Regions from separate parts of the Homo sapiens genome. Here region 2 is linked to region 1. A link is an interaction called in ENCODE POLR2A ChIA-PET data of the cell type or tissue named here. Cell type or tissue: IMR-90. All regions are shown on one strand. Links, peaks and the distances in the headings refer to the core of each region. The heading gives the core; the rest is flanking DNA. Region 1 holds the start of SLIRP (SRA stem-loop interacting RNA binding protein). Region 2 overlaps ZDHHC22 (zDHHC palmitoyltransferase 22).

The links. Peaks named below come from ENCODE experiments on the same cell type or tissue, not always from the same donor. Only the 100,000 strongest peaks of a DNase experiment are listed, where the experiment ranks them.
Region 2: POLR2A ChIA-PET joins it to region 1 with 15 read pairs; 2 of 35 experiments call an interaction of 5 or more read pairs at or near these places.

The regions. Positions count from the first base shown.
Region 1 is chr14:77,707,206-77,717,759 of GRCh38, reverse strand. SLIRP (SRA stem-loop interacting RNA binding protein) reads right to left here and starts at 9,657. Exons shown (of 4, transcript NM_031210.6): 1 at 9,552-9,657; 2 at 6,864-6,922; 3 at 1,881-1,988; 4 at 162-264. The coding sequence starts at 9,648. The coding sequence ends at 199. It overlaps ALKBH1 (alkB homolog 1, histone H2A dioxygenase), which reads left to right and starts at 9,737. Exons shown (of 6, transcript NM_006020.3): 1 at 9,737-9,938. The coding sequence starts at 9,756. It overlaps SNW1 (SNW domain containing 1), which reads left to right. Exons shown (of 14, transcript NM_012245.3): 14 at 1-161. RefSeq lists an enhancer at 9,774-10,103. In IMR-90, for the core only: no CTCF peak of the experiment used is centred there; no DNase peak of the experiment used is centred there.
Region 2 is chr14:77,129,032-77,139,585 of GRCh38, reverse strand. It overlaps ZDHHC22 (zDHHC palmitoyltransferase 22), which reads left to right. Exons shown (of 3, transcript NM_174976.2): 2 at 1-373; 3 at 5,638-8,316. The coding sequence ends at 5,903. Among named protein-coding and RNA genes, the nearest start is that of ZDHHC22, 7.5 kb to the left of the region's middle. RefSeq lists enhancers at 1-91, 5,299-5,798. In IMR-90, for the core only: no CTCF peak of the experiment used is centred there; a DNase peak (open chromatin) is centred at 5,645; H3K27me3 peaks cover 1,146 bases.

The DNA.
Region 1 (10,554 bases), core at 2,846-6,845:
TAAAGTTACCCCAACCACAGTGAGGAGGAAGATGTTCACATACTGGAACTGTCCTGCCAAATAAATTTTGCCCCTATTGTGCTCTGTTTTAATTTGGAGTGGGCAAAGTAACCTCTTGCTTGGTGCAACTATTTGTTTCAAATAAAAACATTTAGACAAAATTCTCAGTTATGTTAACTTTATTAATAGGCTGCAGTCTCAAAAATCTTTCTTTTCATCATCAGATGTTTGCGGAAGTTTTGGCCTTCTAGTGTGAACCTGGACCTTAAAAAAATAAGCACTGTAAGGGAGGAAAGGCAATGTCTGCAAAAACATTCAAACTGAAAATCACTTTATTAGGGAGTCAGTATGAATAATGAATAACCCAGGCAGTTTTTATTTGTCCCTTGTTCTTTCGTTTTCTCCTCAAATTCCTTTTACCATCTTTGTTGGTATTATGACTCCCTAACCCTCAATTAAAAATTGTAAATCAGACCAGGGGCAGTGGCTCAGGCCTGTAATGCCAGCATTTTGGCAAGCTGAGGCAAGAGGATTGCTTGAGGCCAGGAGTTCAACACCACCCTGCAACATAGCAAGGCCCTGTCTCATTAAAACTAAAATTTAAAATAAAATAGTAAATCAGTTTGGCCCAGGATCACATGGTGGGTAAGCCAAGATTTCAGCCCCAGCTTGCCTGACCTGAAAAGCAGACTGCTGGCCAGGCGCTGTGGCTCACGCCTGTAATCCCAGCACTTTGGGAGGCCGAGGTGGGCGGATTGCCTGAGGTCAGGAGTTTGAGACCAGCCTGACCAACATGATGAAACCCAATCTCTACTAAAAATACAAAAAAAATTAGCAGTGCGTGGTGGCGCATGCCTGTAATCCCAGCTACTCGGGAGGTTGAGGCAGGAGAATCGCTTGAACCCAGGAGGCGGAGGTTGCAGTGATCCAAGATTGCACCATTGCACTCTAGCCTGGGCAACAAGAGCAAGACTCTCAAAAAGAAAAAAGAAAAGTAGACTGTTATGTCCACTGTGTTACATATCTTGCTACCCATTAAAGGGTCATCTTGTACTTTCCTGGACCTTTTAAAACTGGGCACTCTACCACCCCCCATTTTTTTTTTTTTTTTTTTTTTGAGATGGAGTTTTGCTCTTGTTGCCCAGGCTGGAGTGCAATGGCGCGATTTTAGTTCACTGCAACCTCTGTCTCTTGGGTTCTCCTGCCTCAGTCTCCTGAGTAGCTGGGACTACAGGCATGTGCCACCACGCCCATCTAATTTTTTTTGTATTTTTAGTAGAGATGGGGTTTCTCCATGTTGGTCAGGCTGGTCTCAAACTCCTGACCTCTGGTGATCCCCCCCGCCTCGGCCTCCCAAAGTGCTGGGATTATAGGCATGAACCACTGCGCCTGGCCTACCACCGCACCATTCTTTTTTTGTTGTTGTTTTGTTTGTTTGTTTGTTTGAGATGGAGTCTCGCTATCGCCCAGGCTGGAGTGCAGTGGCGCAATCTCGGCTCACTGCAGGCTCCACCCCCTGGGGTTCACGCCATTCTCCTGCCTCAGCCTCCCGAGTAGCTGGGACTACAGGCGCCCGCCACCTTGCCAGGCTAATTTTTTGTATTTTTAGTAGAGACGGGGTTTCACCGTGTTAGCCAGGATGGTCTCGATCTCCTGACCTTGTGATCCGCCCGCCTCGGCCTCCCAAAGTGCTGGGATTACAGGCGTGAGCCACCGTGCCCAGCCTCCACCCCACCATTCTTAACAAGCATTAAGGCAGCTTCAGTTACAAATCTCTCCAAGTCCCCATCATTCCACATTTATGATCTATTTAATTGATACATAATTAAATAGTACCTACATGTATATCATGTATGTATCTGGCATAGAAATAAATTTACCTTTACTCCATCTATAATATGATTTTCCTGTTGTAGTGCATTCCGAAGTCCTTCTTCTGAAGAAAACTGAACCCAACCCAAACCTCTGTGAAAGCCAGTCTCCTTGTCCTAAAAATTCAAAATATAGGAAAAGATTAATCATGAACTTCAGAAAGTTTCCATGAGTTCCAAATCAAACTACCAACTTTTTCATCTGCCAAAAATCGGACTTTTTAATTTAATTTTATTTTATTTTTAGGCAGGGTCTTGCTCTGTCACCCAGGCTGGGGTGCAGTGGTATGAACGCAACTCACTGCAGCCTCAACTTCCTGGGTTCAAGCAATCCTCCCACCTCAGCCTCTTCAGTAGCTGGGATCACAGGTACATACCACCATGTCTGCCTCATTTTTTATATTTTTTGCAGAGATGGGGTCTTCCCATCTTACCCAGGCCGGTCTCAAACTCCTGGGCTCAAGCAATCTTCCCATCTGGGCCTCCCAAAGTAGTGAAATTACAGGCATAAGCCACCATGCCCAGCCAAAAATCGGATCACAGACATTTATAAGTGTCAGTAACCTTGCTTTACACCCTTCCTGATTACCCAAGGCTAAATCCCTGTGTTGTTAAGCTTCCTGTTTTCCTTGCTGCCATTAGAGAAGATACGGGTCATGAGCTTTCTGTGTCATTCTAGATGCAAACCATACTAACAGTAATAGCTAAGGGAAATTTTGATCAGTACTCTTGTTCTAAGCTTCGTTTCTAGAAACTAGAAAATTAAGCCTCAAAGCCTTGTTGCACTCATTTCTGAATCCAGTCACCCTCACCACCACCACGACTATCATCACGTGTTCCTAATGAAAAACAAGAAAAGATAATATTTAGCCCTTACTCAACCTAGTTACAGACTTCTGGTTAATTTAAACAATTTTGCTATTTTCCCTTGTGCAAAAGTTTCAACCTATACATCGCATACGGAAAACAGATTCTAGAGTGCTTGGATGTACCCTGCCCCTCCAGCCCTTCGACAGAAAACAGATATTAAGATGTCTAGTCCCTGTAGATGACAAACTGGTCCTCATTAGTCTCATTCAAGTCATGCTGTGCTTTGCCAAAAAAAACAAAATCTTACAATTGCTCCTCTACTTCAAGGATAACTTTATAAGGATTAACCTAGAAGACGGAAAGTTTCTGGTGATGTCCCAATGATCCATTCATTGTAGATACAACAATTTCTAAAGCATTCCTTTATTGTCATGTGACCACTTCCACAGTCAAAGGCATTAAGAAATTTGTTTATATTAAAACATAGGCCAGGTGCAGTGGCTCAATCCCAGCACTTTGGGAGGCTGAGGTGGATGGATGGCTTGAGGTCAGGAGTTTGGGACCAGCCTGGCCAACATAGTGAAACTCCATCTCTACTAAAAATACAAAAATTAGCTGGGTGTGGTGGCCCATGCCTGTAGTCCCAGCTATCTGGGTGACTGAGGAAGGGGGATCACTTGAACCCAGGAGGCAGCGATTGCAGTGAGCTGAGATCACGCCTCTGCACTCCAGCCTGGGCGACAGAGCAAGGCTGTCTCAAAAAAAATAACTCAGTCCAGGTGTGGTGGCTCATGCCTGTAATCACAGCACTTTGGGAGCTGAGGTGAGTAGACTGCTTGAGTGCGGGAGCTCGAGACCAGCCTGGGCAATATGGTGAAGCCCCATTTCTACAAAGAGTACAAAAAATTAGTCAGGTGTGGTGGCACACGACTAATCCCAGCTACTCAGGAGGCAGAGGCAGAAGGATCCCTTGAACCCAGGAGTTCAAGCCTGCAGTGAACTTGATTGTGCCACTGCACTCCAGCCTGAGTGAGAGAGAGAACCTGTCTCAAAAAAGGAACCAGGATTTCCAACTAGAGTACAATGAATGGAACAAAAAAATATTTTTTTTGTCATATTTTATTTTGTTTTACCAACATCAAAGCCGCCTTTTATTTAAATCTAAGATCTATTCTTTGCAGGTCCTATTTTATTTATGGACCAATAAAAATCTATTCATTTTTTTGCAAGGAACTTTTTATTTAAATGCTCTTGAAAAAATTGAAGTTTTCAAACTTACAGAAAATATTTCATGTCCATAATACATGTGCCCAACTTTTCTATTCAACTATATAAAATTCCATTGCATCAGTGACTTAATATCTAATCAATCCCAGTGATGAACATTTAAGTTTCTTCTTCTTACTTGACATTAAATAATGCTGCTTTGGAATATTCTTGACCACACATTTCTGTAGGATAAATTCTTAGAAAAGTAACCGCTAGATCAAAGCAAATATAAATTCTTAACTTTGGTATTTTGCCAACTACACAACAGAACTGAAGGTACCAGTTGAACTTCTCAACAACTTGAGTGCCAGATTCCCTACACCTTCACCGGCACTATATATAACTAATCTGTTAGTCTTTGGGAGTCAAGTAACATTAAACCAAGAATTAAGAATTTAAGTTCCTTTATGTTGTTATTTTACCACAGCCCTTACAGTGCTGCAAGGAAAAAAGGGTTTCAGTGAAGTGTGTGTGAACTCTATGTACTCACATCACACCCTAAAAAAGCCCACAGAAAAATACAGCCCAGGATAAATTTATAGGCTGATTTCTAAACCCTCACAAGAAAGCAAAGGAAATGTAATTAATATAAAAATATTGTTTTATTAGTTATAAATCTAAAAAAGAAAATGGTACTCAATGAAGATAAAACTTAAAATATCCTCTGCCAATTATTAGAAATCTCAAGTCCTTATTAGAATACTGTAGTAGGCAGAATTCTAAGATGGGCCCCATGATCTCCATGCATTCCCCATGTTACACCCTATATAATCTCCTCCCCTCCTTGGGTGGAGGAGAAACCTGACTTGCTTCTAACCAAAAGAATACAGCGAAAGTAATGGGATGTCACTCCTGTGATTATGTTCTGTATAAGATGCCATCTTAAGCAGACTGGAGAAGCCCTTGCTGGCTTTAAAGAAGCAAGCTGCCATATTGTAAGACAGCCTACAGATAAACTAGGTAACAAGGAACTGCAGGGAGTTCCTAGGTGAGAGCAGCTCCCAACTCAGAGCCAAAGGTCAACAAGAAAACAGACCTCAGTCCTACAGTTAAAGATGAATTATGGCCGGGCATGAAGGCTCACACCTGTAATCCCAGCATTTTGGGAAGCCCAGGCGGGCGGGTCACTTGAGGTCAGGAGTTCGAGACCAGCCTGGCCAACATAGCGAAACTCCATCTCTACTAAAAATACAAAAAATTAGCCGGGCGTAGTGGCGGGCGCCTGTAGTCCCAGCTACTCAGGAGGCTGAGGCAGGAGAATGGCGTGAACCCAGGAGGCAGAGCTTGTGGTGAGCCGAGATCGCGCCACTGCACTCCAGCCTAGGCCACAGAGTGAGACTCCGTCTCAAAAAAAAAAAAAAAAAAAAAATTAGCCGGTCGTGGTGGCGCATGCCTGTAGTCCCAGCTACTCAGGAGGCTGAGGCAGGAGAATGGCTTGAACCCAGGAGGCAGAGGTTGCAGTAAGCTGAGACTGCACCACTGCAACTCCAGCTTAGGCAAGGGAGAAAGACTCCATCTCAAAAAAAAAAAAAAAGGAATTTTGCCAACCACATGAGGGAGCTTGCAAGTCAGTCTTTTTCCCCAGTTGACCCTTTGATGAGACACACCACAGCCCCAGCTGACACCTGGAATATATAGCTATGTGAGATCCTAAGGAGAGGACCCAGCTAAACTGTGCTCAGCTGTGAGAGATGTGTTGTTTTTGAGCCATTACGCTTGTGGTATTTTGTTATACAACAATAAAAAAACTAACACAAATACCTATGATAAAGCTTTTTCACTTTTTAATCAAGTATCACTCAAAATGTAATCAATAAAGACTGTAGGCCGGGCACAGTGGCTCACGCCTGTAATCCCAGCACTTTGGGAGGCCAATGCAGGAGGATTGCTTGAAGCCAGGAGTTCAAGATCAGCCTGGGCAACATGGCAAGACCCCCATCTCCACAAAAATAAGCCAGCACAGTGGCTCACACCTGTAATCTCAACATTTTGGGAGGCCGAGGTGTGCGGATAGCTTGAGCCCAGGAGTTCGACGAGACCAGCATAAGCAACATGGCGAAACCCCATCTCTACAAAAAATACAAAAATTACCCAGGTGTGGTGGTGCATGCCTGTAGTCCCAGCTACTCAGGAGGCTGAGGTGGGAGGATCACCTAAGCCTGGGAGGCAGAGGTTGCAGTGAGCCATGACTGCATCACTGCACTCCACCTGGGGTGACAGAACAAGACCCTGTCTCTTAAAGAAAATGAAAATTAAAAAAATTTTCCAGTCTGGACAGTATGGCGAAACCCTGTCTCCACTAAAAAATACCAAAAAAGTTAGCTGGGCATGGTGGCACATGTCTATAGTCCCAGCTACTCAGGAGGCCAAGGCAGGAAGATCACTTAAGCCTGGGAGGCAGAGGCTGCAGTGAGATCAGGCCACTGCACCCCTGCAGGGGGACAGAGCGAGACCCTGTTGCAAGATAAGAATTTTTTAAAACACTTTAAGCTTTTTTTTCAACAATTTTTGTGAGTGTATAGTAGGTGTATATATTTATTTGGGTATATATTTATATATATTTATATATTATTAGGTGTATATATTTATATATTTATATATATAAATATGTATATTTATTATGGAGTACATGAGATGTTTTGATATAGGCATGCAATGTAAATTAAGCACATCATGGAGCATGGGGTATCTATCCCCTCAAGCATTTATCCTTTGACTTATGGGGTATCCATCCCCTCAGGCATTTATCCTTTGAGTTACAAATAATCCAATTACACTCTGAGTTATTTTAAAATGTACAATTATTATTGACCATAGTCACCCTGTTGTACTATCAAATAGGTCTTATTCATTCTATTTTTTTTGTACCCATTAGCCATCCCCACCTCCCACCTACTTTTCCTTAATACTTACAAAAGGTAAAATGCACCTTCTGACATGGCCGAACTGTGCAAAGTGTTCTTTCAGCTGACCTGTGTGGCAGAAGAAAACATTAAAAGTAGTTACTATATTTTGGATTCTCTATCTTAGACTGTAGAAAGACAGGGTCACCAGATTTCTTGTGGACAGGAACTACTTTGCATTTCCTTAAAGGCTTAAGATTTAGGAAGCAGCTATGGTACTGACTATAAAGCCATAATGTACCAGACTTGGTGGTGAGATGGACAGAGAAGTTGTTGAGTTGGCTGCAGTCTCCATCCTCAGCAAATATCGAGTGTTTTCATACCAGTTACTGTGCTATGTGGACTATGATCCCTGTGAGCAGATCACAATGAAGAAAAAGACAAATTACAATCCAGTGTGTTTCCCGGTATACTGAAGATTTCCAAATAAAATCCCAACTTACTGGTCTTTCACAATTTAGTAAAATGTGTTGAGTTGCCCTCACCTACCCTTCCTGCCTTATTTCCCACTGCTAGCCCCTAGTTACTCTCTAGTACAACTAATTGAATTATCTTTATCTGTCCTGCGGGTTACCCTCTTTGCATATGTTGTTCTCTCCCCTCCATATGTTGGTAATCCTATCTCCCCCTGGCTAACTTGTAACACTATAACTATCCTTCAAGACCCAAACCAAGTACATCCACTGAGTATTACTTTATTGGGCTCCTATCACAGTACAAGACAATGTACCAGCCCTGTGAGACTTCAAAGATTTAGAGTATATAATCTTAAAGACTAAAAACTACACGATCTGTTTCTCTTCTGAACTACAGTGCTTGTACTTCACTGATTTACTTTTTATAATATCTATTTAGTTCTCCTAGTTCACCAAAACCTCACTGGTTCAACAATTGCCTATATTTGTTCTAAGTCTCTTCATCCCCACCACTAATTGTAAGCTCCCTCAGCATATAAACCACTATGTTTACAGTGACCAATAAACAGCAGGGCCTCAATATTGGCTAAATGAATAAGTAAAAGTCCACTAATCCTTCCAACAATCCACAGAGACTAAATTTTGAAGGGCTCTAATGGTTAAGTCAAACCAACTGGCAAGATCAAGGTCTCACAGAATATGATACTGGAGAACAAAATAATGTTAAACATATGTTTTATACCAGATAATTAAAGTCCTAGAAGACACTGATTTCAAAACAAACCAGCTCTGGAAGGTAACCCTCTTCCTAAATTGCCTAAAATGGTGAAGGAAAAACAGCTGCAAGCACCAAGAACAATGCCTACCACAGAATAGATACTCAAATAAATATTTGCTGAATCAATGGAACAACAAAGAGAAACTGTTTCGAAGCTGTACATAATGCTGACTCTTTTTAAGGGTTTTAAACTAGCCCTTTATTGTCTGGAAACTTGCATCCGCAAGATGCTAATGAAACTCCTCAGCCTTTCCATAAAGTTTCACAGGGACTACGGGAGACTTTACTGGGCTTGGTCTTCACCAACCACATGTTTAAAACACGGGGCACAAACCAACCTATTTCCCATTCTACTACTCACATCTGAGCCACTAAAAACTTAGAAGAAACTAAATCTTGCTCCATTTTGTTTCCAGGGGTTGACCTGAAACATGAATATCTACAAAAAGAGTGACCACGAATGTTTACATGTTGGTAAGCAAATATAAAAACCTCATCTCAAAACTGCAGCTGACAAAAATTGAAGGTGGTGAAAGATTTCAGAACTAATTATTCCAACCTTTATCTGTAGACTAGGCCTCTCCCGTAAGTTTCAATTTTAGTTACCGTGAAAATAACTATCATTTGCTGAGTACTTACACTGTATCTAACACAAGTCTAAGAAGTTTGCATATAAACTCAATCCTCTCAACAATCCTATGAGTTGGGTATTATTGACTCCATTTTATCGATGAGTAAACTGAGGCCCAGTTGTGAGCCCTTTTCCCATACTAACTTCAGTTATTCAAGTGATAACAACGATTAAATGGCCAAGTTGGAATTCTAACCCCAACGGTCTAGCTTCGGAGTCCACTTCTCAGCCACAATGATATACAACCTTTGTCCAATTGCCTGACGGAAACCTCACAAGTTTCTCAAAGTCAACACATTCAAACTTTACTCATCTTCTCTTGGCCTGCTCCTAACTTCTAAACAAACAATTCACCAATGCTAAAAACCCAGAAATCATTTCTCCCTTTCCTTTATTCCGTACACTTCTCCCACTTAAGCCATCACGAAACGGCATCTAATTTGCTTTTAAAACATTAATGCATCTGACCACCATCCTTCTACCATCGCCCTAATTCAGGTCCTCACGTTTTAAGTAAATTAATGAAATTGCCTTTTAGCTCCTCTGCACGCCTACAATCTTGCCACCTTGAATCCATCCTCCACACTACAGTCAAAATTATCCCTTCTAAATTGTAAATCTTGGTTACCAAGTAATAAATCTTTACACCAAATCACTCCTAAAGGCAAGAGCCGGTGCATTCGTGACCCCAAAAGCTCAAGGGACATCCCTAAACGGTTAACTGCAAACAAAATTTCTTTCTGCTCACTTGCATGCTCAGGAGCAGTCTCCTAATTCAGCCACCACGCTGACTTAAGTACCCTGCAAAAAGCAGAAGCTTTGAGGATCACTTGGACCTAAAAATTCCACTACTCCCACATCTCCATCACTCACTCGACGCCGCAGTCCAAGGAATTCTTCTCACAAAAGCAACCGGCTGATTGATACTTCTACGCAGCGCCGCAGCACCTCTCGCTGCTGAGGCCGCCATCTTCAGACTAAAGCACCTTCTCGAGCCGAGGTCGCGGCCCCGGAAAAAATTTCCGGATCCGGAACACGAGAGAATCTGCTTCCGGATCAGAGGGTATAGGCCGCGAGATGGGGAAGATGGCAGCGGCCGTGGGCTCTGTGGCGACTCTGGCGACTGAGCCCGGGGAGGACGCCTTTCGGAAACTTTTCCGCTTCTACCGTCAGAGCCGGCCCGGGACCGCAGACCTGGAAGGGGTCATCGACTTCTCGGCGGCCCACGCAGCCCGTGGCAAGGGTCCTGGTGCCCAAAAGGTACAGAGAGAGGAGTGGCGCGCGTCTCTCCATCGCTTTGCCCCGCGTCTTGGAGGGACTTACGTGTCTTCTTCGCCTCTTTTCACCTCCAGACCGATTGTTATTGAACGATTCCTGACCTCCTTTGGCTGCAGAGTCGAACTCCCCACTAACCGTCACACTTAGCAATAAAGCGTTGAGATGCCTGTTTCTTTAGGCGGCCATTCCTGGCGGGGGCGCTCAGTCAAAAGAGCCTGGGAATCCGTGTTTATTTCTTACTGTAACTGTCTCCTCACATTTCTGTTTGGGTTTTTGTAAAACCCCATAGAACGTCTTTGTAGACGGTAGGGTAGACTTCTGCAGCTTAAAAAAAACCACTCCCGAGGAATCCCAGAACTGACAGGGATGCGGCGCTGTTTGTTAAGCCACTGTGCGTAAAACTAGTCCCTGTCTTCTCCTCTGGCTCTTTTAGAAGGAGGTCATTGAAGGATTCTGAGAATCCCTCCGTGTTGAAAATAAATGGCAAACAAGTATATATGGAATACAGGCACCGTTCTCTCTCTCAGCTTTTCCCCATGGAGATTAAGAAGGGGAACACAGTCCGGGAGCGGTGGCTCAAGCCTGTAATCCCGCACTT
Region 2 (10,554 bases), core at 3,653-7,652, 580 kb after region 1:
GCGCTCTTCCTATTCCTCTCGGCCAACGCCCTGGGCAATTACGTCCTTGTCATCCAGAACTCCCCAGACGACCTGGGGGCCTGCCAGGGGGCCTCGGCCAGGAAGACTCCATGCCCCTCACCTAGCACCCACTTCTGCCGAGTGTGCGCCAGAGTCACCCTGAGGCACGACCATCACTGTTTCTTCACCGGCAACTGCATCGGCAGCAGGAACATGCGCAACTTCGTCCTGTTCTGCCTCTACACCTCCCTGGCCTGCCTCTACTCCATGGTGGCCGGCGTGGCCTACATCTCCGCTGTCCTTTCCATCTCCTTCGCCCACCCCTTGGCCTTCCTCACGCTCCTGCCCACCTCCATCAGCCAGTTCTTCTCCGGTGAGTGGGCCTTGGCGGGCAGGTTGGGCTCTACACAAAGACCTCCCACCCCAAAGGTTGCCGGGCCCCAAACCCCAACCCCAAAAGTTGCCAGATTTAGCAAATAAAAATACAGACCGTCCCGCTAAATTAAAATTTCAGATAAACAACTCATAATTTTTTAGTATAATTATGTCCCAGATATTGTATGAGATACACTGAGAAAATTTGCTATTGGCTATCTGAAATGCAAATTAAGCGGACATGCTGTATTTTATTGGTAACATCCCCCCTTGCCCCCATCATTCTCATCCATCATGCTGTCCATATGCTCACAGAGTTGTGGCATCCAGGTAATACACCTGCTCTGTGCCAGGCAGGACTAGGTGCTGGCCATTCCTCCATGTAGCCCCATGAGGTACAACCATGCTATGACATTCCTCTGCCTGGTCCCCAGTTCTGCTTACATGTCACCCAAGGACTCTGCTCTCCAGAGGTCTCACCAACCAATTGCAGTAATATTGAACTTGTTGCCAGCCCAGCCCAGCAGGAGGCTAAGCTCTGTCCTCCTGCCTATTATGTTTGACCTCACCAGCCTGTTCTCCAGCCTGCTGATGGCTCAGAGCAGAGGGAACGTGGGTGGGAGAGGCAGGTTTTTTGTTTTTTTTTTTTAAGACAGAGTCTCACTCCATCACACAGGCTGAAGCGCAGTGGTGAAAGCAATCTCTGCTTACTGTAACCTCTACCTCCCAGGTTCAAGTGATTCTCTTGCCTCAACCTCCCGAGTAGCTGGGATTACAGGTGCGTGCCACCACGCCACACTAATTTTTGTATTTTTAGTAGAGATGGTGTTTTACTGTGTTGGCCAGGCGGGCCTTGAACTCTTGACCTAAAGTGATCCGCCCACCTTGGCCTCCCAAAGTGCTGGGATTTACAGATGTGAGCCACTGCGCCTGGCTGAGGACTGCACTTTAACTAGTATGCACCAAGGACCACTACCTGATACCTGGCCCTAGAAGGACTCAGCTCCTGGTGGCAGTTCTTACCACTTTATTTGGCCTTGAGACTGGCTCCTACTGCGTTTCCTTCCACTTCCTCCCTACCCTGGCCTTTGACTCTGAATGGCTTAGCTTCCACAATCAGTAGTGTCTACGTGCTTGAGTGTGCATGTATAGCATTGCTATCTCCATTTCTCAGATGATGAAACCGAGACTCAGACGGGACTAAGTGGCTTGCCCAGTGTCTTCCTGCTACTGAGTGGCAGTCTCTGGTCTGCCTCTCAGGTCCTTAATCCACAGCTCTTCTGCAGTGGCTCAGGGAATAGAACATGCTTCCTCACCTGTTGGCCTTCTAGGAGCAAAGAAAGGCAGAGGGCAGCTACTTCCTCTGAAAGCCCAAGATTGTTTTGAGGTGCCTGGGCTGAACATTCATAAAAATTCTGCTCTACTCTGGGGGAAGCCATCATTTCAGTCTTTGTGGTGGCTACAGCCCAGTTCTTCCCAGGCATAGAACTATCATGCCATTTGGCAGTGGGAACACAGAGATACAGGGGGGACCCAGCTACGGGGGCTGCCTTCAGGGCTGGTGGCTGAGCTGGGTCCAGAACTCACAGCTTTCAGGCCTTCTGGATCCCAGCACTGGCACAGGAGGCTGCCGGGACCAAAATAACCAGGACGGGGGAGGGTGGGTGGGTGGGCTAGTGGGTGGAGTGTGAGCACAGGCAGGTGGAGGGATGAAGAGAGCCAACAAGCCTGCTTATACTTTCTTTTCCAAGTAGTTTCGCCAACCGTAAAAATGGATGGTTCCAGAAGGAAGACCTTGAAATGGTTTGATTTGAGATAAATCTGGGCTTGAGGCCTGTCCATATGTGCTAGGTTTGATCTGATGGGAGAACAGAGCCAGTGAGTGCCCACCTTGGGGCCCAGACTCCTGTGCCAGCATGAGTTCCAGTGTCTTTCACTTCCTCACCATATCCACTGGAAACAGGCGAGCAAGACTTCTTACCTCCAACTCTCCTATCTCATCTTTTGTGACCTTTCATCTTTCCTCTTGAGGACCTTCCTTTCTTTCCCTCCCATGACATACACCCCACCTGTTTGGCTTTCCCTTTCCCATTCCTCTTGTTCCCCAACCCTCAATCCGAACAGTTGGTAGCACCCTCTCTCATCTGCACAGGAGGACAGGTGGACAGAAAAGAGTAAGAAGCATGGGTTGTTTAATAGAAATTGAGTTCAAGATCAGCCTGGGCAAGATGGTGAGACTCCGTTGCTACAAAAATAAAAAATAAATAAATACACTAGCCAGGCATAGTGGCATGTGCCTGTTTTCCCAGCTACTCAGGAGGCTGAGGTGAGAGAATTGCTTGAGCCCAAGAGTTTGAGGCTGCAGTGAGCTATGATCATGCCACTGCACTCTATCCAGCCTGGGCTACAGAGCAAGACCCTGTCTCAAGAAAAAAAGAAAGAAAGAAATTGAGCTGTCCCCAACTGTGGTACAGATCTGAGTCAGATCTGTCACCAGAGCATGGATGGCTGTGAGTTTGGGCCTTGAGAGCTAAAAGTGGGAGGGGTCTTCTAGTGTGAAGGTGGCGGCCAACCACAGGCCCTCAGCTGATCCAGAGAGGGAGGCGGCTAGCTAGTTAGGTTTCAGAAGTTACCCTTTCTTTTGGCTTTGTGGGACCAGTACAGGTTGCTGTGTCACCTCTCTGAACCTTATTCTTATCTGGGAAATGGAGATGCCACCATCTGACCTGTATCTTGGCATTTGGGTAAGTACACCAGCATGATGGGTGCTACCAGAAAGTCCAGTAAGAGGGAAAGGGGACTAATGTTCATTGAGCACCTATTATGTACCACCCACTATGCATGTCACATTTCACCCATTCCTCTTGACAAGTCCATATTATCATGTCCATTTTTAAGGCTCAGAAACCAAAGACTCAGCAAGGTTAAGTTGCACCAACACCACACAGCTGGTACGATTCCAAACCAAGATTTGGAGTTGGGGCTTCTAGCCTCCAAAGCTCATACTCTTTCCACCCACCATACTGCCTCTTGGGGGCTGCCTCTCTGAAGCTGCTTCTCGAATGAGCCACTTTGGAAGGGAGGCAGCTACTTGTCCTTGGATGTATTAAAAAGTATGCTGGGTGATTATTTGTCAAAGGTGTTATAGATGCCTGTTGGGAGGAAGGGGCAGGGGAGATTGACTGATGTGTCCTTTTAGGCTCATTAGGAAAATTCTGTGATTTTTAAAAAGAGGCAGAACTATTATTAAATAGTTAAGAGGAGCTGAAGCAGCCAGGCTAGGTAACTTCAAACACTTTTAGAGAAAGCAGGTCCCCAGAATAGCCTTTTGTAGCTGCTGCATGGGGCCAAGAAAAGGCCGCAAGTTCTTTTTCTCATGCCTTGATTTAGTGCCAGGAAAAAACCCTGTGGGAAATGGCTTCCATCCACCCAGGCTTGTTCCTGGGGCAGTGTTGCAAGGCAGGCCCAAGCTTGACAGCTCTGATGTTCTCACATCCCAGCTTGAGGGCCACCTTTGCCTGTCAGCATTCCTCACGCCAAAGAGCACCATGGACCTGGGATCCTCCATCCCCCACATGGCTGCCCAAGCTAATCTGTGCCGACATGGAAGAAGTGGGTCAGGGGATGGCACAGCCCAATGTGAGCCCTGTCCCACTGCTGCCCCTGTGCCAGTGGAGGGGCTGCTGTAAATGGCAGCTGGGCCTATCTGTCCCCAGCTTTGTAAAAAAAAAAAAAAATAATACAGCTATCCAAGCTCCTAGGGATGAGGACAAGAGGAGGCTGCTAATGAGAGAATCTAAATCAGATCCACATCCTCCATGGCTGCTGAGTCCACCACTGCTCATACTGGACAAGTGTTGAAAGCCCAGTTGACAGGGCTTTGGAAATTGGAGGTTGGAGAGACTTGGGAAGAGGTGGGCTGGGGCAAGAGAAGGCTAGGGAAAGGGCAAAATATGGTTGAGATTTTCAAGGGCAGAATAGGTTGTAAGGTGGAGTCCTTAGAGGAGGTGCCCCCCCCCCACCAGAGGAGGTGATAGGGTTGCCCTACAGGGAACCAAAGGCTAAGGAATACTTTCGAATTAACTCCAGGGTCCAGTGCCCTGGCTGCTGGGTAGGTCAAGGTAAGTGTCTTTGCCACAGCTGCCAAAGTTGCAGCCCAGCCAGGACTCTAAGCCCTGAAAAGGAGAAGGAAAAAGCTTGATAGTTTCAGGAGTTGAACTCATTTTGGATGTAGTCTCCTGCTCTGTAAAATGACCCTCTGCTGGGAGCACCGCTCTGAGTGTGAACCGGAATGCTGACCACTCTGTACATCATTTTCTTGAAACATGCAGCTGTATGAAATCGTTAGTGTTATTATACCCATTGTACAGATGAACGAGCTGCAACTGAGAGGTTGGGACACTTGTGCCAGTCCACACAGCTGGGAGATTCAAACCTAGCATGGACCAGCCACCCAAACTCTGAGGAAGAGTGTGGGAGCTCTTACTCAGTGGTTATTTCAAACCAGTAATAGGAAGTGCTTGGTTTAGAGGGATTCTGGGGAGATCCTGCCCCACGACACAGGGCTGATGACCTTGGGGGCCTCTTCTAGCAAGCTTTGATTGACAGAACCAGCTCTGGTGGAATGCGGTGGTGGCCACACTGTCCTCTTGTTAACATTAATGACTGAATTATTCTCTACGTTGGTGTTCTGGGCTGCTCTTCAGACTAAGCTCGTGACTTATTCTTCCCAGATCTCCATCATGCTGTCATTTTCCTGAGTCCTCTCAACCAGCGTTCCCAGAACAGTAGGGAGAAGGTGCTGTGGACTAGACAGCTGCCCAGGCACCTGCTCCCTCTTTAGGGTCCCCAGCTCACCCCTCTCTCCTCCTGAGCAAAACCCCTTCACCCTGCTTCTAGCCCAAAAGGAGAAAGCAGAGAGAGACAGGCATCTCCTACTCTACAGAAATGTTATCAGCGGCCAGGTGCTGCCCCAGGAGCTGAGGGCTGTCCTTGCTAAGCTCATCAAACTTAGCTCTCTTCTCTGCCATGTCTCCAGTCTTCCCCTCTTGCCTCAGGTGCCATCCGCGCCAAGAAAAAGTTAGGGCAGCTGGTTCTTCCTTCCTCTCCCTCACTGCAGCTGCAGCGCTGAGGTTGCTACAAAATGTAGCGTCAATCTCATTAATCTCCCTCCCTCCCGGTGGAAAGCCTGCCTAGATCGCAGTTATGCCGGTGGCCTGGGTGTAAAGCGGCTCTGGTGTTTCCCCTCCCCGTGCCCTGCAGGAGCTGTCCTGGGTTCTGAAATGTTCGTCATCCTCATGCTCTACCTCTGGTTCGCCATCGGCCTGGCCTGCGCCGGCTTCTGCTGCCACCAGCTGCTGTTGATCCTCCGCGGGCAGACCCGCCACCAGGTGCGGAAGGGGGTGGCAGTGAGGGCCCGGCCCTGGCGCAAGAACTTACAAGAGGTCTTCGGAAAGAGGTGGCTGCTGGGCCTGCTGGTCCCCATGTTCAATGTCGGAAGTGAGAGCTCCAAGCAGCAGGATAAGTAGTAGACACTCCCGTCATTTATCTCTCTGTCTCTGTCTTGACTCCTCCTGAGCATAAAACCATGGCAGCCTTGTCTCCACCCATGACTCACTACAACCTTGTGCTGGTAAGGTCCTAGCATCTTCCCCTCACCTTCCACCCATGAGAACAGCGTGAGCTGGTGGATCATGACAAGGAGGAAAAATGTCCCCCCAGGCATTTCTAGGCTCCTCACGAGCCAGCCAGGTGGCTGCTAGCTGTTAGGCTGCCTCTGCTTTCTTTCCGTCCCCTTGGGATCCCTGCTTTCCCCCTCTTCCTGGCTCATCCATTCTCCACCGTGTCTCATTCATCACTGCTGTCTGCTAGAGCCCTTCCTCTCAGCCCCCATGTTGGGAGAGGGGAGTGGATTCTTGCTGCTGGTATGAGACTCCCTGGGACCTAGAGGCTGGCAAATGTTTAAAATCACCACGTGTAAGAGGCAGCCAAGTCAGCTCTGCCAACTGCTAGGGGAGTTGGGAAAGAGTGGGTGTGTGTCCGCATCCCCTCTGTAGGAAAAAGAACTTAGTAGCTTGCTGCTCCCTCACCACCCCCCACCAGGTTCAAGACCCTTTTTCTGGGAGACAGCAATCAATGGCCTGCTTTTTCCAAATGTTATTCCCTGTCCACCCTGCCCCATCTGGCCGGCCCAGCCCAGTCCAGGACCTGGCTGGATGCTTCCTGTCCCTGGAACTCTTCCAGCCTTTCTACTTGATCTCCAGCCCCCAGGTCTTTGCCAGATGATGGGAAGGCAAGGAAGAAGGGACAGGGAAAGATAATTACTGATAAATGAAGGGGATATTCGACTGTATAACCATATGGAAGTGTGTGTGTGTGTGTGTGTGTGTGTGTGAGAGAGAGAGAGAGAGAGATGGGTGGTGGTGAGAAGTGTTGTTAGAAACATATAGGAATAATGCCTAGGGGAAAGGGAGAAGTGAGAGGGACAATTGGGTTCATTTATGCCCTATACAAAGGGCATTCCAGCAGCTGAAACTCTTCAATGTTTGAATGGCTGCCTGTGAAGGTAGTGAGTGCCCCATCACTGGAGGTATTCCAGCAGAGTCTAGGCAGTCGTCTGCCAGGCATGCTGTGGAAGGGATTTCTGTACAGGGTCATTCTAGGTGAGCTTACACATTCCTTCCAACCCCAAGGTTCTGATGTCCTGGTTGTGATTGCTGGACCCAGAGGCAAGATCTGCAGAGATGCCTGTGAGATATTTGCTTTCCTAGAGGGGAGTGTGGGCATGGGAGGGGTCTGAAAATCAGGACCCAACCCAGCCACTGAAGAGAGAGTCTCTGCAGAGACAGGGCTACCTGGGTGGTTGAGGGGACTGACATTTGAGGACAGGGAGATGGAGCAGTGTCATTGTCAGTGGCAGGGCATGGGGGGCAGTGGTGAGCTAAGGCTGAGGAGTGGAGATGACCAGAATATAAGGGTGCAATTCCCAGACCATCCCTGCGCATCTGACTGACTCCGGTGGAGGCACTGCTGTGTGTTTTCTGAAACCTAGAGGACCAGACCTCTGGGGCATATAAGGGAGTAGGGACAACACAAGTGCCCCCTCCTGACTGGGTCCCAAAGCCAATATGACATCCATGCAGGCAGCAGTGCTGAATCCATGCCCTGCAATGTCCAACCGCCAACTGCAGTGACCCGCTGATAGCTGCGCAACAGCCTGGGTTCTTGAGCAGAGATTGGGAGGACTTTACTGTGGTTCTGCCTTCACACCCCCTAGAGAGCTAATGTAGTATTGGCTCCACCTGCTCACATTTCTCCCTCCCATACTCATTCCTTCACTCATCCATCCTACGTATATTTATTGAGTGCCAACTACGTTCCCAGCCTCTTCCAGGCACTGGCAATGCAGTGATGAACAGGATGACAAGATTCATGCCATCAGGGGCACCTTGTCACTGCCGTCTGTGCACTGATTCACACTCCCTGCAAAATGGTCACTCTGCCATCTTGGTGGTTGGTGGGGCAGGTCATTTGGAAATAAAGAATGTGATAGAGATGGCTGAAGAGGGGAAGCCTAGGCTGCCTCAATGGAGGAGTCGCTGGGGGCATTTTCACCCACAATTCTGGCCATACTTAAGCAATGGGAGGGAGAGGGAGGAGGGGAAGATCTGGGCAATTTTGGCCTTGACTCTTTCCTGGCTCCAGAGCTCAAGCTTAGAAGCCAGCCCTGCTATTTCCAGCCTCCTGAAGGCTCAGCACGGTGAGGCCTGACATCCTGGGGAAGGGCAACAGGGAGACCTACAGGATGTTGGCTGCTTGCAGACTGGTCAATGGGGGATGACGGTGGGGAGGTTGCCAGATGTGAGACTTGAGTAGCATTTGTACACATGGCCCTGTATTGTCCTTGAAGAACATCAATAAAATATATGGTTTTAAATTGGATTTGATATGATTGTATGGGCACTGTTGGTAGCAGGGCTGGACTGTACTGATGCAGCCATACTAGCTATTCAAATATTTAAAATAAGTATTGAAAATACTAAGAAATTCTTACAACTAAGAAAGTTGGTAAACAACCATGGCTCAGATTCTCTGAGTATCCTACCCCTTCTGCCCCTGCTCCTCCCTGGGGACCCTGGATTCACTCCACAATCCAGCAACTAAAGTGATCATTCCTGGCACATGCATGGGGCCCCCCAGCCCTGCTGCAGCCCTCAGTCAGAGTCCATTGTGATTTGTCAGGGCTGGGCTGTGTGGTGCTAAATAGGTGTCACCTCTGGTTGGTAACCAGAGGCTTCAGTGCTGGGTTGGTAACCAGAGGCTTCAGTGCTGGGGTCCATGGACCCACAGGGACCAGAGATGGAATATCTTACCTAGGAACTTCCCTTTTCCTCCTTCTCCTTCCATTCTTTCTCCTCCTCTCCCTCTCCTCCCCATATCAGAAGACAGGTGAGGAAAAGAGTGAAGAGAGTCCCTCTGCTGCTCCTCCACAGACAGAGCCAGCTTCTCCTAGGGATCAGTCAGGCCCCCTGCCCTCTCAGGCCCTGCAACATCTGGAGGTCTCAGGCTTCCCAGCCCTGGGGACAGTTGGGAGGGTGTTGAGCCTTTCAGGCAGTGGGCCCTGAGCAGACGAATGAGCAAGGCCTCTGATTCATCCTAAAGACACAAGGCCTGGACTGAGGAAGGATACAACTGCAAAGAGCTGTTGCAGAACCCTCAGCCTAGCCGAGTGTCATGGTGGTGTATGTTCCCTGAACACACACCAACAGGCGAACAGCTTTGCTGCAGGTGCTGGGTGAATGGAGCTGTGGTGAATCCTCAGCACATTCTAGAACATGGGCTGCCTACACTCCATGGGGCAGGCACCACACTTGCCTTGGTCACTGTCATATCCTTGATGCGTAGCAGGGGCTAGGCACACAGTAGGTGCTCAATGAATATTGCCTGAATGATGCAGATTTAGCGCTCACATGCTTACTCCACATCTCTTATTCCCATGCTGGACCCAGGACTGCACTTTGCACATCGTGGGGCTAGAAAACAGATGAGACCACTCTCTCTTCGAGGAGTTCCCATTCTGGCAGAGGTTTCTGGGAGTGCTCAGAGGAGGGAGAGAGCACATTCTGCTGCTAGGTCTGGGGCCTTTCCATGATACGGGGCCTGGAAAGATGGATGAGATTTCAGCAGGCAAAGAGGGACAGGGAGGGCTTTCCAGGGACAGAGAACAGGCCTGGGCCTTGGGGTATAAGGGATATCACAAAGAGGCAGAGGAGGTTAAGGCTGAGAGTAGGGACCCAAGCAGAGAGGGCTCTGAATGCCAAGCTAAGGGACCTGGAGGGCATTTGACAGGCAATAGGGAACCACTGAAAGTTCTGAGCAAGAGAGCAGCATGATCAGAGGTAGATTTCAGAAAGCGCAGCCTTGGAGGATAGACTGGAAGTGGGAGAAACTGGAGGTTGAGGGACCTGGTAAGAGGCATGTACTATATCTCAGTGAGATGTAACCGGGATCCGGGTGGGGATAGTGGTTGTGGGATGGTAAAGAGGGGAAAGATATCAGAGGCACTTCACAGACATGGAGCATGAGTAGAGGAATGCTAGGGAGGGGGCCCAAGATGGCCCTGAAGGTGAAAACGGGGTGATTGTTAGGAGGATTGGGGTGGAAAAGATTGTGACACTAGGGTTCAGGGCCATCTCATGCACTAGCCTCTGTCGTTGGCCCGTCAGATGGCAGTTGATGGTGTCATTCTTAACTAACCACTCTGCGTCCATGGAGGAAGGGGTTCAGGGACATCTGCCAGTCATTCTTTACAGCACAGCTCTCTGACTCCCACAGCAGGGGTAGAATCATCTGTCAGTGCCAATAGAGATCATGGGTCCTCAGGCCCATGTGCTGGAGTGAGATGCTTTCCATCCAGAAAGTGGGTACACTCTGCTTTGACCCATGCCCTAGTGTCAGATTAGGCAAGGCAGGAACTGCCTCACTCTAAGCTCCAGGAACCCAAGGAGTTTTGGAAAGACAACAAACTTGAGGAGACTTCAACCCAGGTCCCCCTCCACTGTAACAAGTCAGTCCTTAGGTCCCAGGGACCATCTGTTAGCCAGTCTTTCTCCTTAGGAAGATGACTGTCCTTGTTACTGTCCATGCATTTGGTCCTCCAAATACTGTGGCTTTTGTCTG